Linked DNA regions of Mus musculus: region 2 is linked to region 1. A link is a loop called in an ENCODE intact Hi-C map of the cell type or tissue named here. Cell type or tissue: heart. All regions are shown on one strand.

Region 1 (8,000 bases):
GGAGGAGGAAGAAGAAGAAAAGAGAAAAGAGCCGAGTAGTGGTGGAGCATGCCTTTAATCCTAGCACTTGGGAGGCAGAGGCAGGCAGATTTCTGAGTTTGTGGCCAGCCTGGTCTACAGAGTTCCAGGACAGCCAGGGCTATACAGAGAAACCCTGTCTCAAAAAAAAAAACAAAAAAAACAAAACAAAACAAAACAAAAACAAAAAACAAAAAAAGGAAGAAAGGAGAAAAAGAAAGAAATTAAAATGCTAATCTATTTGGGTTTTGAGATGGGTCTTGCCCTAGAACTGAAGAATTCATTCCTCTATCTTGAGGCCTAAGATTCCTACCTCACCTTTCCTCAGGCTGAGACTACAAGCATGAGTTATAAAATTCATATTTCAGCATCTACAAATGGCTGTACTGGAGCATAGCTGCCCTAATCCATTTACTTCCCACCCGTGACTGTCCTCACATTTCCGTGACACAATCAGCAATGACTCACCAGAGCGGACTACATAACACACAATAATCTCTTGGCCTTTATTTAAAACAAACAATCAAAAAAACCAAATAAACATTGCTGACCTATACAAATCAGACCAACAGTAAATCCCAGAAAAATTCATGAGCACATATGTGCATACATACATACATTTAGACATATACAAAAAAAAGAAGGAAAAAGAGAAAGAAGATAAAATGAAATGTGATTCACCTTTTTGTCATTAAATGATGTTTCTCTCCAGAAGACATGTTTTCCATCTGAAATAAGCAGTTGCAAAACTGACCCATGGGGCTGAGAGACGGCACAGCAATGAGAACAGAGATTTGGTTCCCACCACCCACATCAGGTGACTCACAACAAGCTCCAGGGGACATGACATCCTCCTGTGGCTTCCGCAAGCACTGCACACACATGCTGCACATATGGGCATGCATACATATAAATAAAAGTTATTAAGTTTTTAAGAATTACAAATTTTAAGAATACCTATAATCCCAGCACTTAGTCGGTGGAGGCTGGGGGATTAGCCTCCATGCCCTACACCTAAGATGAGTTTAGTAGTAGAAACTTAGAAGTTGTCTGACAAGTCCAGCATGGCGTTGGTAAGGGTGGAATGACATGGTTGCTGGCTATGGAACGGGGCCAACAAGGCATAGGCATCCACGAGTGTCCATGGCTTCTTTGTATAATAATGTACATATTTTCGCATTCATCCTTCAAGGTATGTCCTCCCTGTCAGCATTAATGACTCTGAGATAATCAGAGGTGGCCTGAGTCTAGAGGCGAAAGTGTGACTAATGCCTCAGCAAAATGATAGACTGCTAGAACCTTCAGGACAGCATGAGTTCAAATATATATTCAAATCTATATATATATTTTTTTTCTCAACTATGTAAAATGTAAGGGTGCAATATGAATTATATTGGGGGATTCACAAATCTAAAGGAACAAAAGCAGTTTTGCTGTCAGCCACCTTGTCAGAAAGATATTAAGGAAGAATATGAAAAGATTTAGGGAGTGGTGATAGCAGGAGATCCCACCCACCTAAGATTTTGTTTATGCTTACAAGGGCAGGCAGTTTCCTGAGTTTAGGGCTGGGGACATGGCAATGTTAGGTCTAGGTGTGGTAGAAATAGTAATTTCAGGGTGGGTTCCCACCTAACCAGTCTATTGTCTGTGCTTATAAGAGGTGGGCAGAATTCCTTTGCAATGTTAAAAAAAAAAAAAAGTATGTGTTCTTGCTGTCCCCTAAGAATCAAAGGGCTGGGGTCATGAGAGGCTGATTCATAGGACAATCAAAGGGGGACCTGGTGTAAATGACTGGATTGTTGTGTAAAATAAAAGACTGGGCTTGTGATCTGCAAGAGATGAGCTATCCAGATAATTTTTTAGAATAGCAAGAAAGAACTGCTTGGAGAATTGTCTTGATCAGCTAAAGAAGTCAGGACAAAAACTCAAGTAGGGCAGGAATGTGGAGGCAGGAGCTGATGCAGAGGTCATGGAGGGGTGCTGCTTACTGGCTTGCTCTTCATGGCTTACTCAGCCTGCTTTCTTACAAAACCCAGCACTGTCAGCCAGAGAATAGCAACATCTACAAGGGGTGGAAGGCATGGAACACCAACTAAGAAAATGCCCTACAGGCTTAGCTACAGCCCAATCTTAGGAAGGCATTGCCTTCTCTTTTTTTTTCTGTCCATAATTTATTTTTTGATTCACCTTACATCCCAGTTACAGCCCCTTCCCTCCTCTCTTCCCAGTGCTGCCCTTACAAGTCTCCCCACCCCAGTTACCCAACCACCTTCTCCTTAGGGAGGGGTACGCTTCCCCTGGGTACCACTAAGCACCTCCTCTCCCACTGAGGCCCATTCAGGCAGTCCAGGTAGGGGAAGGGGATCCAATGCAAGGCAATGGAATCAGAGACAGCCTATGCACACATATACATCTATATTCTTGGATGCATTTTTATGTTAAAATTTACCAACCCAATATTGGTCGCCTATATCATACTTTCTATTTTGTTTTTTATAGATTTATAGATTTTATTAATTTTTGGTTAGCATAAAAATAATACAAAAAATGGTATATTATTACATGTTATTATATGTTTTGTTCTCATTTATTCCTCTCAACACATATTTTTCTAACTAAAATACTTTTATTTTTTAATATTTATTCATTTTTAGGGGTATGTATTAAACAACTGAGCATGTGTACTTCTTAAGAAAACTAACAAAGATCTGGAGAGATAGCTCAGTAGGTTTGGAACACTAGCTGTTCTTCCAGAGCATCCAGAACCCACATGGCAGCTCAGAATCATCTCCAATTTCAGGCAAGCAAATGCCCTCTTCTGGCCTCTGCTGGTACTGCATGCACATGATATTAATAATTTTATATATATGCAAAACATCCATACACATAAGATAATACAAATTGAGGGATTTTCTTTAGCAGCATACCAATATACTTTTTTTTTTGGTTTTTCGAAACGATTTCTCTGTGTAGCCCTGGCTGTCCTGGAAGACCTGTCTGTAGACCAGCCTGGCCTTGAACTCAGAAATCTGCCTGCCTCTTTATCCCAAGTGCTAGGATTAAAGGCGTGTGCCACCACTGCCCAGCTACAAGTATGCTTTTATTTTTACAAAGACTGTTTTTATATTTTGCATATGAGTGTTTTGCCTGAATGCATGCCTGTGTGTCATGTGTGTGCGGTGCCTATGAAGATCATATATATATATAAATATATATATATATATATATATATATATATATATTTAAGATACTAGGTAGGTGATAGATAGATGATATATATGTGTCATTTAAATATGTCATATATTTAAAATACTTTTTTGCTGTTTCGCTTTAAAGTCCAAAAGGCCTACTTATTCTTTTTATTCTTGACCATCCCTTCACTGTTTTGTTATTGTTTTTTTTTTATGTTCTAAAGTAAAACAGCAAATGGTGAATGGATACAGTTTGAATATTAGTTAATATTTCTATTTATGTTGATGAGTAACATGTCCAACAGAAGTTCTAACTATGATAAACAAATGAATCAGGTGTGTTTACATGTGGGTATTACAAATAGAACTATTTTACTGAGATCACCAACCACTGAAGTCACCAGAAATAGTAGCTGGGGTCGTGTCAAGGAGCTTACGACTTTGGTGTAGTTGGGATGAAGTAAAGCAGGGTAGGTTTAAACTCATAAGATGTTTTTGGGCTACATAGAGGCAACTCCTTTCTCCATTTTACAGTTATTAAAGTTATTGATGAGGAGCGGCAGCTTATTGAGGGAAAGGAGTTGCAAAAAGCTGACGTTGTGTGTGCTAAGAAAAGAAAGAAAGCAGCGGTGTCATTCAAAGCTGAGGAGCAAATGGTCTCCTGTAAAACGATGAAGCAGTGTATATCTATAATGAGATATAGAGTCCCTGTTACCCAGATTGGCCATCCTCAGAGTTTAAAGAATTAAAGAGGCATCAATAAATACCAGTGTTAGACAGAGACGATTAAAAAAGGCCTTAATATTAAAATCAAACCGCCAAGCGAGACAATCCACAAGGGCACAAAGATTAACAGCAAGGTAAGAGAGGATACTGCAGAGGAAAGAGGTGAAAACAACTCAGCCATTTCTGAACGCCATTCCTCAGGCAAATGAACACTAGGAAACTATAACTGTTAAGAAATGCTATGTTTTTGCACCTGTACATTTTTACTGAGCTCAGAATTGGAAGTTAGAGGCTAACTTCTTCAACTATTCAACAGTATTTGATTGTCATAAAGATGTCATAAAGAATGAGTTTTCAAAGGCCGGGCATGGTGGCGCACGCCTTTAATCCCAGGACTCGGGAGGCAGAGGCAGGCGGATTTCTGAGTTCGAGGCCAGCCTGGTCTACAAAGTGAGTTCCAGGACAGCCAGGGCTATACAGAGAAACCCTGTCTCGCAAAAAACAAAAACAAAAACAAAAAGAATGAGTTTTCACAATATCCCATTGCTATGTGAAGGGCAGCAATCGAGACTATTCCAGAGGATTCGAGTTCTTCCCCTACAGAATAAGAAGAGGCTCGCATGAAAGTCCCCTAAGGCAGGGGCAACCAGAGTTCAAGATGTGGGCGTGGTAACAGCCGGAAAGTCTGCCTCCAGATTTTCAAACGCAAAACACGTGGGAAATACTCATACGGACTAAGTGTGAGCTTCCGGGCACCCGTAGTCCAATGTCAATGGCCCGAGCGCCGGAAGTGATTTGTGGGCAGCGTCTCTTCCGGGTAGAAAATAGCTGGAACTTTCACCAGTGTTCAGTCTGCCGCCAGCCCCCGGGGAACTATGGAGGCCCCGCGACCGGCAGGGACATTCGTGGTGGTAGGAGGTGGCATCGCTGGCGTCACGTGTGCCGAGCAGGTTCGTGGGCGCGTGCTCCGCCCCTTCTGGACCCTGTTGTCGTGGTTACGGGAGATTGCGGCGGGCGGCACCGCTTCGCGGGTCGCTCTTCCGGCTTTTCCCCACGCCCACTCGGCGGCGCCGCTGGTGGGGAGGCTGCGCAGAGCCCCGTTGTAGCGTTTGGGGCCAGGAGTAGACAGTGCCTAATTAGCTAGGAATCCAAAATCGAACCAGACTCCGGGTGGAATAGTGTGCCAGTGGGCAGGAGACCTTGGCGTTTGGACAGAAAATTCTCCCACTTTTCAGATTTCCTTCACACATGAAATTTAGTTTCTTGATAAGTGCCACGACGTTAATAAATAATTTCAACGTTACCTTGAACTCCAAAGATAAAATTTCATGTCTAGCAGAAGTTTGGGGCAAAGGACTACAGATGAGGAAATTCTAATCATGATAAACAAATGAATCAGATGTGTTTACATGTGCGTATTACAGAAAAGAACTATTTTGTTGCGATCACCAACCGCTGAAGTCACCAGAAATAGTAGCAGGAAGTGTTTTTTGAGTTGTTAAACTTGGGTGGTGCAGCTCCTGTTTATCCATCAAAGAGTTCATATTCCAAGTCACGTCATCACTGTGTTACCTTAATCTTAGGAGTTACTGGTAGGAGTGAATTAAGGTAAGGGGTAATTAACTTCTCTTAATGTGTAAAGATTACCAAATAGAGAAGAAAAACATACTCCACAGTGTAGCCTTCATGGGAAGAAAGCATGACTTAAATTGCAAGCAGAGAAGCTGATAAGAGACAGAAGCAAGGAAGACTGCCAGAGTTCAGACCACATAGGTTGATACGACTTGCTGTGTTTAATGAAAGTCTGCAAATAGATGGTTTCGAGTTAGGGGTGAAAGCTTTGTAAATTTGATTAGCTACAGTGTGTGTGTTAAGGGCAAATGGTCGACAGCTGTGTGAAGCAGGAAGCTAACCTGTAGATAGTTCTCAGGAGTATTAAGTTTTGAGAACTTGATCCAACAAGAAATGTACAAGATAGATTACAGAATATGAAGAGGAAACAAAGGCAGAGAGTGGTCAGATATAGGACATTCAAATAGGTTGAGTCACAGGACTGTTGTATGGCCTGAGGGCGTGGGGTTGAGGGTGCTGAGCTTCGTGGGACATGAGCAGGGACATGGGACAGGCAGTGGAACAGAATCCAAGATGAGCAAACGACCACCCCCCTCCGGAGTGTAGGGAAAAGGTAGAAATCGTGAAACTGCTGCATGTTAAGTCTTTGTGTTTTGTTAAGCTAAGGTTCAAATGGCTCTGTCTTCCCTGAGTATGTACTAGTCAGAGAGGGAGTGTGAGGGCCATGGGAAGAGTGATGCTGAGATTCTGTCTCATATCGCAGCCTTGCTTTAATTTTATCCTCAGCGAAGGCAAGTAAAAACACTACTTTAAAATGAATGGAAGTAAGTAAGCAGTCTGTAATTGGCTGTATAGCTTTAAACTGGTATATGGAATAAGTCGGCCAAAGATACTGCTGTAGTGGTTTTAGGTCTTTGTTCTCCTTTATCGTGACTGTACTGTTCATCTTATCACTGTAAGGGTTTACCATCACCAGTGCTGTGGCACTGTGGCTAACACTCAGAATAACACGATTTTACATGTGAGACACTGACGGTTTATTACTTACAGTGCCATAGCACCATGACAGCATCATTTACTCAGTAATGCCTGATGTTCTCTCTCCTGTCCTTTCTCCTTAAAACTCAGCTGGCTGTCAGTTTCCCAGAGGAAGACATTCTCCTAGTCACAGCCTCTCCTGTTATCAAAGCCGTTACAAACTTCAGACAGGTGAGAGGCTCGGCGGAAGATGTGACACAGTTCCCTTTGAACTGTGTGTTGAATTTGTTCTGTCTTGAGAAGTCTGAAGCTTTTTTTCCATTAAAAGTCTACATGTTCAATTGTTCAATGTATATTAGATAGTTACTTTTAACTGAACTAGAAAATTCTGAGATTTTAACTTTTATCTCTTAATAAGACAAATCTCATTGTGTGTATTCATATAGGCCTCTAGGTTCCTTGGTAACTCAAAAAAAAAAAAAAAACAATGTAAAAAGCTCCTGAAAATAGGCATGTTGCAAAAGCCATACAGTCAGATTCCCATGCAGTGTTTGAAGAGCAGCCAAGGTTAATTACTGATCTGCAGAGTTCTGTGTAATGGTTTACACAAACTAGGGAGTTTGATCTGTAGGGGTCTGAAGGATTGTTTGTGGTTGAAGACATGGCAGCAGAGCCCAGTTCTCACTCCACTGTATAACGCATGTGGTAATCCACTTTCTGTCAACATGGCAACGTGCCAGAGAGTGTCAACCTCAAGGGACGGGATGAAAGAGGAGGAAGGGGGTCGGTCAGTCCATGATTAGGTGGCTCAGTGTTCTCTCCTGCAAGAAGGTGGAGCATGGCAGCCAGTGTGTGCTAGAACAAAGCTGCCCACTGCTCGTCAGCTGAAGGACTGAGTTGTAGTCTTGCTCCACAAGGAGCCTAATGTCCCTGCCTTAGGCTCCACCACCCAGAGACCGCCAGACCTTTAACTTGTGGGTCTTTGGGAGATATAAGAGATCAAACCGCAGCACTGCAGTGGGCTAGCCTTGTTTGTGAGTATGAAGCAGTACTGTATAAGACAAAGGAATAACTCCTTAACATGTGCACTGAAAAGTCTGTTTGATCTCATAAAGGTTTCTAAAGTACTGGAAGAATTTGATGTTGAAGAACAGCCAGGTACTATGCTGGAAAGTCGCTTTCCCAACATTAAGGTCATCGAATCTGGAGTAAAGCAGTTGAAAAGTGAAGACCATGTAAGACTTCTTCCTGTTAAATGATATGTTTGCACTGTTAAATCCCGGGGTTTGCTTCTTTTCTCCTAAGCATACTTCTGTCTCCACTATTATCTAAGCCCCTAAACTCTGTAGGCTAGAGGCATGAGTCCCGTTATTAGATAAGTCACCTGCTGGGATGAGCTCTGTGCTTCCGTTTACATGCTTCAGATTCTGGTGGTGTTTGTAGAATACCCATGATCCAACACAAGGCACTGACATACAGCGGAAATAACACTGGGTACTTGGTCCTATGAATTGT
Region 2 (8,000 bases), 410 kb after region 1:
AAGCTAAAGCTCTCCAGCGTCTTACAAGACCACTAGACCCCATGGCAGTGATTCTCAACCATCCTAAGGCTGAGGCTTTAATACAGTTCTTCATGTTGTTGTGACCCCCAACCATAAAATTGGCTTTATTGCTACTTCATAACTGTAATGCTGCTGCTGTTATGAATCACAATGGTAACGTGTGTGTTTTCTGTTGTTCTTAGACGACCCCTGTGAAAGGATCATTAAACCTCCACAGGGATCGGCACCCACAGATTGCAAACCATTGCCTTCTGTCCTTCTCTGTCCCCTTGCTTTCTCTGCCTCTTCTCCCTTCGCCAGACCTCCTTCCCATGTCCCAGATAAGCTTCCTTTTATACTGGACCCATCATTGGGCTAAGATGGGGGGGGGGGCGGCACTAAGACACCCCTTCCCACGGCGTCGTACCTCGTGTTACAAAGCATCAGTGTGTGTGTTCATATGTGCATTTGGAGGTCAGAGGTCAATATCAAGTGTCTTCCTCACTTCCTCTTCATCTTATTTTTCGAGACACTGTTTCTTTCTTGAACCTGGAGCACAGGACTGGCTGACCAGCAAACCGTTGCATCTTCTGTCTCTACTTTCCCAGCGTACAGGCTTGCCCGGCATTTACTGGGCTGGTTGTTGTTGTTGTTGTTGTTGTTGTTTTAAAGGGTGCTGGGGATCAAACTCTGGTCATCATGCTTACGGGCAAGCATTTTACCTACTGAACTATTCGCCCAGCCTTTGAAACTGTTTGCCATCGACCTGAAAAGTCACAGACCTCTGTACCCAAAACTGGTTTCATAATGGCACTAAAAACAAAGTTGGCAGTGACTTCCAGTCTAGAGATGAAGGGCAAAACACTTTCCTTTTCCTTTTCAGCTTCGGAGGCATCTGGCAACGTCTTAGCCTGAATGTAACAGGAGGGGAGCCCCACCCAGACCGCAGATACCAGAATGTAACAAAAACCGGAATCTGCAAATAGCACATGCCCTTAGAAAACAGAACCTGCTGCCCCGTGTGAAGGACAACCCGGGCCTGAGTAGCTTCTAATTACGACCTGCATTTTCAACATGGGATCCTGCTACAATCTATTTATTAAATATATTTTATTTTCATGGGGCATTAACAGGGCTGAGTAAAATTCTCCAGTTTCCTTATTTTCTAGGCTTCCTAATATGCTTCAGACCCATTTTATTATGTCTCAAACTCAGGACAAAAGGCTAGCTGGGGTGCCTTTTTAACATATCAAAGAGGACCTGGCCACCAGGTTCTCCCAGACGCTTTCAGTACTTGTTAGGACTCCTCCTGACTGGCATACTCCACCCCCTACCCTAAACTCTCCAGCCCAGGGGCTGAGCTTACCTTCCCCCACCTCCCACCTTCTCACCCCCCAGCTTCTCGAATTCCTATATAAATTCAGCAATTTTGGCTACTGGTCCTTTTTTAACCTCTTGGACTCTTGGTCTCTGGGTTCCCAGGCAGTCTCTCTGCTCCTCTCTCCTCTCACCTCACCCTCCTGGGTCAGTCTGGACCCTTCCAGATGCCTCTGGCTATGCTCTGCATCATTTCTACAGTAAAAGCTCTCCTCTACCATACCTAGGAGAGTCCTGTGGTCATTACTGTTTTTAATAAATGCTTGTCCTTTACCAATGAGTGAGGATACAGGTGCAACAAAAGGGTTGTGTTCCAAGATTTCTGTCAGTCATTGGGAACACAGATGTCCTTCTAGCATTAGCAAATGTAATTAAGAAGAAATATCAGTGTATGGAGGGTGAGAATAAAGATGATATTGTTGGCATTTCATCTAGGCTCCGCCCCACAGTTACCTGGCAACAGCTAGGTGTGCCTGACTCACTATAAAAGGGGCTATTTGCCCACTCCTCTCTCTCTTGCCCTCTCGCTGCTCTCTCCTCTTTTTCTGCTCCTCCTCTTTCTCCATTCCTCCTCCCCCTCCACATGCTCATAGTCAGCCTCTTCTCCTCCTCCTTCTCCTCCTCCCCTCCTCTTCTTCTTCCTCCTCCTCCTCCTGGTGAAAGTGTCCAGTACTGTCAACATTAGCTCCCTCTTTTGCTAACCCACAGTTATTTTAAAGCTCTCCTCCCCGTCCTCTTCCTCCGCTCTCCGCCTCTGTCTCCGGCTCCGTCTCCATCTCCCCACCCCTCCCCTGAATAAATTCTATTCTATACTGTACTGGCCTGTGGCTGGTCCCTCAGAGGGAGAAGGGATGCCTCCGCCTGGGCCCCACAGAGGCACCCCGTGCCTCCACACCTTACTACACTCTACCACTCTACCAAACAATTCCTTCTCTCTTATCTTTTTATAAAACACAACAGATATGATGGTTGGATAAATGGAGACCCAAGGTGGTTTATAATTTACTTCCAGATATGAAACCTTACAGTACAGGTTACACAACAAATATCCTAAAATGTTTTGGCACAGCTTGCTTGACCCATACACTTTATCTTTACTGGAGAGCCTCTCGAAGTATTATGCTGTCAAAAAATATGTTACCTTGTGTAAAATACTACCTTTTGTGCCTGCTTGTAATCTAGCCCTCTTTTGCTAACCCACAGTTATTTTAAAGCTCTCCTTTGGAGCTATGACTATATTCAATTAGCTATACTGAACATTTTTTATATTCTATGCACTGTACTGAGCATGTTTATGTATTGCCACAGTCCTCAGAACAACCTTTGTAAGTGATCATCATTATTACCATAGAATTTAGGTTCCAAGAGGAAAAGTAATTTTCCCAAGGTCACTTAAAAACCATAGATCACTGAGACACTCTGTTCCACTCGCAGGATCTTTCTGTCCCATGCAATGATCTCTGTGCTCTGCCCACACAATAAGATTGTGGCAGTTCGAGAAATGGACAGAGTGCTATCTGGGGCATTCTGTTATTTCTGGCTTCCTCCTAGATCACAGACTCCTACACACTTAAAAAGAACAGTAGCGCCCAGCTCTGTGGCTAGGATCAGCCAGAGCCCAGCTAGTGAGCATGGACACAAACAACAGTGTGATCTTCTTGTAAATAGCGCATCTCTCTTCCCAGCCTCCCGTCCCTGACATGGGGACAAAGGAACAAGGGTAGCTCCTGCTGACTTGGCACTGTGGGAAATGGGACCAGCAGCTGTCTTCAGCTCAAGGCTAAATCAACAAAGAGCCTCCTTCTCCTTCAGGCTTTGAGTTTGAATTAGCTCCGTATGACAACAATGTTTCCACCCAGTGCTGTTCCAGACTTTGTGTCTCTAAGGCTGATAGGCAAAGAACAGTAGAATCCAACTTGGATCCACTTTAGAAAGGACTTGGTGAAAGTGTCCAGTACTGTCAATATTAGCTCCCTTCTTGGTTGAAAGGGGACAGTGTCTCTCCTCTCTGTATATCTTGGGTTGGCTTTCTTCAGAGTGAGTGTAGACCCCCTGGCTCTTCCAGAATACCAAATCTCTCCACCCCTTTACTCCCAGGCTTCAGACTTACACAGTCTTTTAACATCCAAAAACTCAACAAGAGAAGGATCTTTTGTTCTCACAGGAGTCTGGAAAGACTTGTAGCTGTGTTCAGGAAGATAGGACATTTCAAGGGCCAAGATTGTCACACACTGTTACTATGAAAAGAATGTGTGTTTACACCCCACCCGCACCTGGGGAGAGGCAGTGGGTTCTCAAAGGAATATATTTTATCAGACAACTTTTTAAAAGTTTTTTTTTTTTTTTAGAAGGGAACAGGTGTGCACTACACTGGAAGGGATTAATAAAGCTGACACACCAGCAGAAGGTAACACTGTTGGCTGAATTAGCAGGGAATGCCAAGCCCATGGGAGGGGGACGATGGCTTAAAATGTTGAGTTCGAGGCACCTGTAGGACATTAAAATGGGGCAATTTCTTGGAGAGGGAGATGAATCAGGAGCATAGGAAGATTGATGTTTAATATAAAAGCATTAAATCATAAAATAGATCCATGCTATAGTATGGACTAAGAAGTTTCCAAGTGGGGAGGGTCTTCAGTTCATTCATTCATTCATTCCTTGGGAGTGGCAGCTCAGCCAGATTGCCTCAAGTTCCAGGCCACCCTGAGCTATGTCATGAGTTCCTGGCTAATCTGAACTATATAGTGAGTTCAAGGCTAGCTCCAGTCAGAGAGCAAAGCAGAGGATGATGATAACTGTAAGAAAAGAGGATGATGATAACTGTAAGAAAAGTGAGGTAGAGAAGATAGACCTTGATCCCCACAGGTTGAGACTGATTTATTGCAACAGCGAGGGGCCCCAAGCTTTCTGCTGTTGCAGGTTGAGCCCATTTACAGACATTCTCTCTCTCTCTCTCTCTCTCTCTCTCTCTCTCTCTCTCTCTCTCTCTCTCTCTGTGTGTCTCTCTCTGTCTCTCTCTCTCTCTGTCTCTCTCTCTCTCTCTGTCTCTCTCTCTGTCTCTGTCTCTCTTTCTGTCTGCCTCTCTCTGCCTCTCTCTCTGTCTGCCTCTCTCTCTCTCTCTCCCTCTCTCTCTCTCTCTCTCTCATACTGTTTGAGAGCCCAAAATATTGTTTGTGAAACAATTAGGCTGGGACTAAGCAATTCTTTATGGCTAGGGGCTGTTGCCCAGTAAACCCGACTCAGCTTCTCATGACCTGAAGTTACCTAGTATGTTGATGGGGAGTGGTTGGAGAGGGAAAAAAAAGGGAAGAAGGAAGAAATGGAGGAAGGTGTAAGGGGAGGAAGAAATGGGAAAACGGAAAGAGGCTGGAGAGGAGGAGATGAGTGGAGGAGGACTAATTCTCATTTATTTTAGAAATCTCCAGACATTATTGAACACTGCACAAAGCGCCATTCAACTAGAGGCTCCTCTGAGCTCACCTGGCCGGCCCCACTGCAGGGTGACGGCGCGGGGAACTACAACTCCCAGCGTGCCCCGGGGCTGGCGGAGCCGTGGGCGTGGCCTACAGCTGCCACAGCAGGCGGGCGGTACCGAGTGGAGTCGGCGGGGCCGAGCTCCCGGATGTGGAGACGTTGGAGCGGCGGCGTGGGAGGAAGATGGACGCGCTGGAGAAGGGGGCCGCCACGTCGGGGCCCGCCCCGCGTGGACGGCCGTCCCGGGGCCGGCCCCCGAAGCTGCAGCGCAGCCGGGGCGCGGGGCGCGGCCTAGAGAAGCCGCCGCACCTGGCAGCGCTGGTGCTGGCCCGCGGCGGCAGCAAAGGCATCCCACTGAAGAACATCAAGCGCCTGGCGGGGGTTCCGCTCATTGGCTGGGTCCTGCGCGCCGCCCTGGATGCGGGGGTCTTCCAGAGGTGCGCATGTGCGGGAGCCGGGCCCGGGTCGGGGGTCGGGGGTCGGGGTCCCCAGGCCTGACCCTGGGTCGCCCCTGCTTGATGGGCGCCTGTCACCTCTGGGCTGCGCAGACTGCCGGGTGCTGCAAGGCCCGGGAGGCAGCAGGTGCATGAATGGAGTCGAGTTGGGGCTCCCCAGCTTAGAGAGTCTTCCCTCACCTTTGAGAAAAAAATATTCTCTGGCTGTGAGGCTGTGAGTCAGCACAAAGAGGAAATGGTCCCTACGTGTGTACGAGGTATGACTGTTTTATGGGTGTGAATGGGTTTAGCCTACCTCTTGAACTTTGGCCTCACTAAAGGCAGTTTTTATCTCTGCATCCTCTCGGCCTCCACCGGATTGATCAGGAGTTACAAGTTGATGCCATTCATCAAAGGAGGGAGATAAAAATCCTTTGCCAACAAGGAATTTAAATGCCCGTGCTAGCTGCATCCAAATTCTGCTTGAATTTATTGCTACCTTTTGATGATTTGGCTTTTAAGATGATTGATTCAGAAGGCTATTGATTTCCCCATATTATGAAGGCAGATTTTTTTTTTCACCCAACTGACATTGTTTAAAGATGGGATAGCAAAAGATATAAATGTATGAGTTTTCTTTGTGTTTTGACTCAAAGGAAGCTCTGGGTGGAGCTAAAGAAACAGCTGGCTTCTGAAAATAACACGTAATAGGAAGTGTGCTGAGGAGAGATAGGGGAGTATCGTGAATTTGGTTCAGCTCAGTAAACATTTCTTGAGCCCCACTTTTTTCCATACACACGCAAGGAGATAGCAAGACGGTCCGTGCACAGTTCTATCCCTTACGGAGCTCTCGATTGGTTTTTGTTTGGTTTTGTGTTTTTAAACCTCTCAGAATGCAGACTGCAAAGGAGTGAGAAGTTAATTATGTATAGGCCACAGGGACAAAGTAACATCTATGAAGGGAAAAGAGTTTGAAGTCATACTGACCATAGATTGAGAACAAAATTATTGTTCATGACTCTCAGGTCCCATGTCAGGAAATGACTTTCAGAGTGGATTCAGAAAGGGTACTGGTAGAACTGGAGAAATGGCCCGGCGCTTGAGAGCACGTACTGGTTTTCCAAAGGACCCAAGTTCAGCTCTCAGCACCATTGTTGGATAGCTCACAACTGCCTGAAACTCCGCACCAGGAGATTGGATATCCTTTTCTGGTCTCCACAGGCCCTTGGTCTCACGTGGACATATTCACACTATACAATCTTTTAAGGGGAGTGGGAGGGTAATTGATAGAGGCGATGGCTCTGGACAGAATGCTTGCCATGTAAGTCTGAGGAACTAAGATCTCATTCCCTGAGCCCACATAAAATCCAAGTGAGAGTCTAGTGCATCTGCAATTACAGCAGGACAGGAGAATCTGGAAACTCAGGGGACAGTCAGCTTGGTGTACCCAGTGAACAACGAAAGAGAGACCCTGTCACAAACAAGGTGACATGTGAGGACCAGTGCCTGAGGTTGCTCTCTGACCTCCACACATGTACCAAGGCACTCATGCATGTAGTCACACAAACGCCCACCACATATGCACAGGTAAGTCTTTATGTCCCGTAATTAGGCTTAAGAACAAAAGATGAATCTTTTATTCAGCACGTGCTGTCTATTACTATGGGACTGGGTATTGCTGTCTTGAGCCAAGGGTTAGAGCAGCAGCAGGAGCCAGCTATGTAGAACCATTGACAGGCGCAGCCCCATGCCCCCTCTGGAGCCATGGACACTGATAGGAAGAGTAAGGCTTGTTGGGCACAAGCCTCGAATCAAAGGTGACACCCCTGTTCCATCTCTTCAGAGGTGATGCTGTGCAGAACATGCGGGATTTCTGAGGAGTCAACTTTTAGCCCTAGTCACATGGACACAAGATGGTCATCTGTTTTCTTGGTTGTCTACTCTCTTGATGGTGTGACATCCAGGTGTCAGCAGGCATTCCTGACCCTTGTAAACCTGAAGAAAAGTGACTGATTGGAGGTGATGTGACAGATAGCTGTCTTCCTGACAGTTCCCCTTACCCGTCACAGACAAGGCTGCCCTACTGGTTAGTTCTTTGGGGAGTGTGGTTAAACAGTGAAAAACACACTTGTTAGTCCATGCCACATGCTGTGATGTCCAAGCTCATCTCTGCACTTCCTGGCTGCCATGAGGTAGACATCTCTGCTGCACTGTGTTCCCTCCACCATGATACTCTGCCCCATCACAGGCCACAATGTTCACGCTAAGCAAGTAATAGAAAGATGTCAGAAAGTGACTCAAAAGAAGTCTTTCCTTAGGTTGTTTGATGCACTATCACCACAACTACCACAGCTGAGCAACATGTAGAACACGTGTGTGGTATCAGATGAGATTTGTTACTATAAGTACACAAGATGGTGTGCTCTGTCAGGAGAATCTGCAGTTTCTTGTCTCAGGATGGGTTGTCCCTTTCTGATGTCAAGCAGAGTGTTAGGAGATCCATCTGCCTCTGCATATGTGACCATAGTCTTTGTCCACTTAAGACCATATTGTTGATTCGGTCTCGCTCTCATGGCATTCCCACCTGAGAAGTTGCAGTGCCTCCGGTTGAACAGACTGTTCCTGGGAAATCATGATGGGCTCAGAGACCCCTAAGCCCTCTCTTACAGAGTGAACTTAGGAAGTTTCAGTCATAAAAACTCTCTCCTCCATGAT

Evidence for each region. A loop is a pair of places that touch in the nucleus more often than their neighbours do. Peaks named below come from ENCODE experiments on the same cell type or tissue, not always from the same donor. Only the 100,000 strongest peaks of a DNase experiment are listed, where the experiment ranks them.
Region 2: it touches region 1 in a loop (5-fold over the local background); 6 of 42 quality-filtered maps call a loop at or near these places.

The regions. Positions count from the first base shown.
Region 1 is chr6:142,340,923-142,348,922 of GRCm38, forward strand. Pyroxd1 (pyridine nucleotide-disulphide oxidoreductase domain 1) reads left to right here and starts at 4,775. Exons shown (of 12, transcript NM_183165.3): 1 at 4,775-4,885; 2 at 6,636-6,716; 3 at 7,601-7,720. The coding sequence starts at 4,811. In heart, a CTCF peak has its summit at 2,841 (motif pointing left); a DNase peak (open chromatin) is centred at 4,809; H3K4me3 peaks cover 1,309 bases; H3K27ac peaks cover 882 bases.
Region 2 is chr6:142,751,739-142,759,738 of GRCm38, forward strand. It overlaps Cmas (cytidine monophospho-N-acetylneuraminic acid synthetase), which reads left to right and starts at 4,948. Exons shown (of 8, transcript NM_009908.2): 1 at 4,948-5,288. The coding sequence starts at 5,035. It overlaps LOC115490443 (a long non-coding RNA gene), which reads left to right and starts at 5,570. Exons shown (of 2, transcript XR_003956544.1): 1 at 5,570-6,872; 2 at 7,129-8,000. In heart, no CTCF peak of the experiment used is centred here; DNase peaks (open chromatin) are centred at 943 and 4,983; H3K4me3 peaks cover 2,057 bases; H3K27ac peaks cover 1,992 bases; H3K27me3 peaks cover 1,213 bases.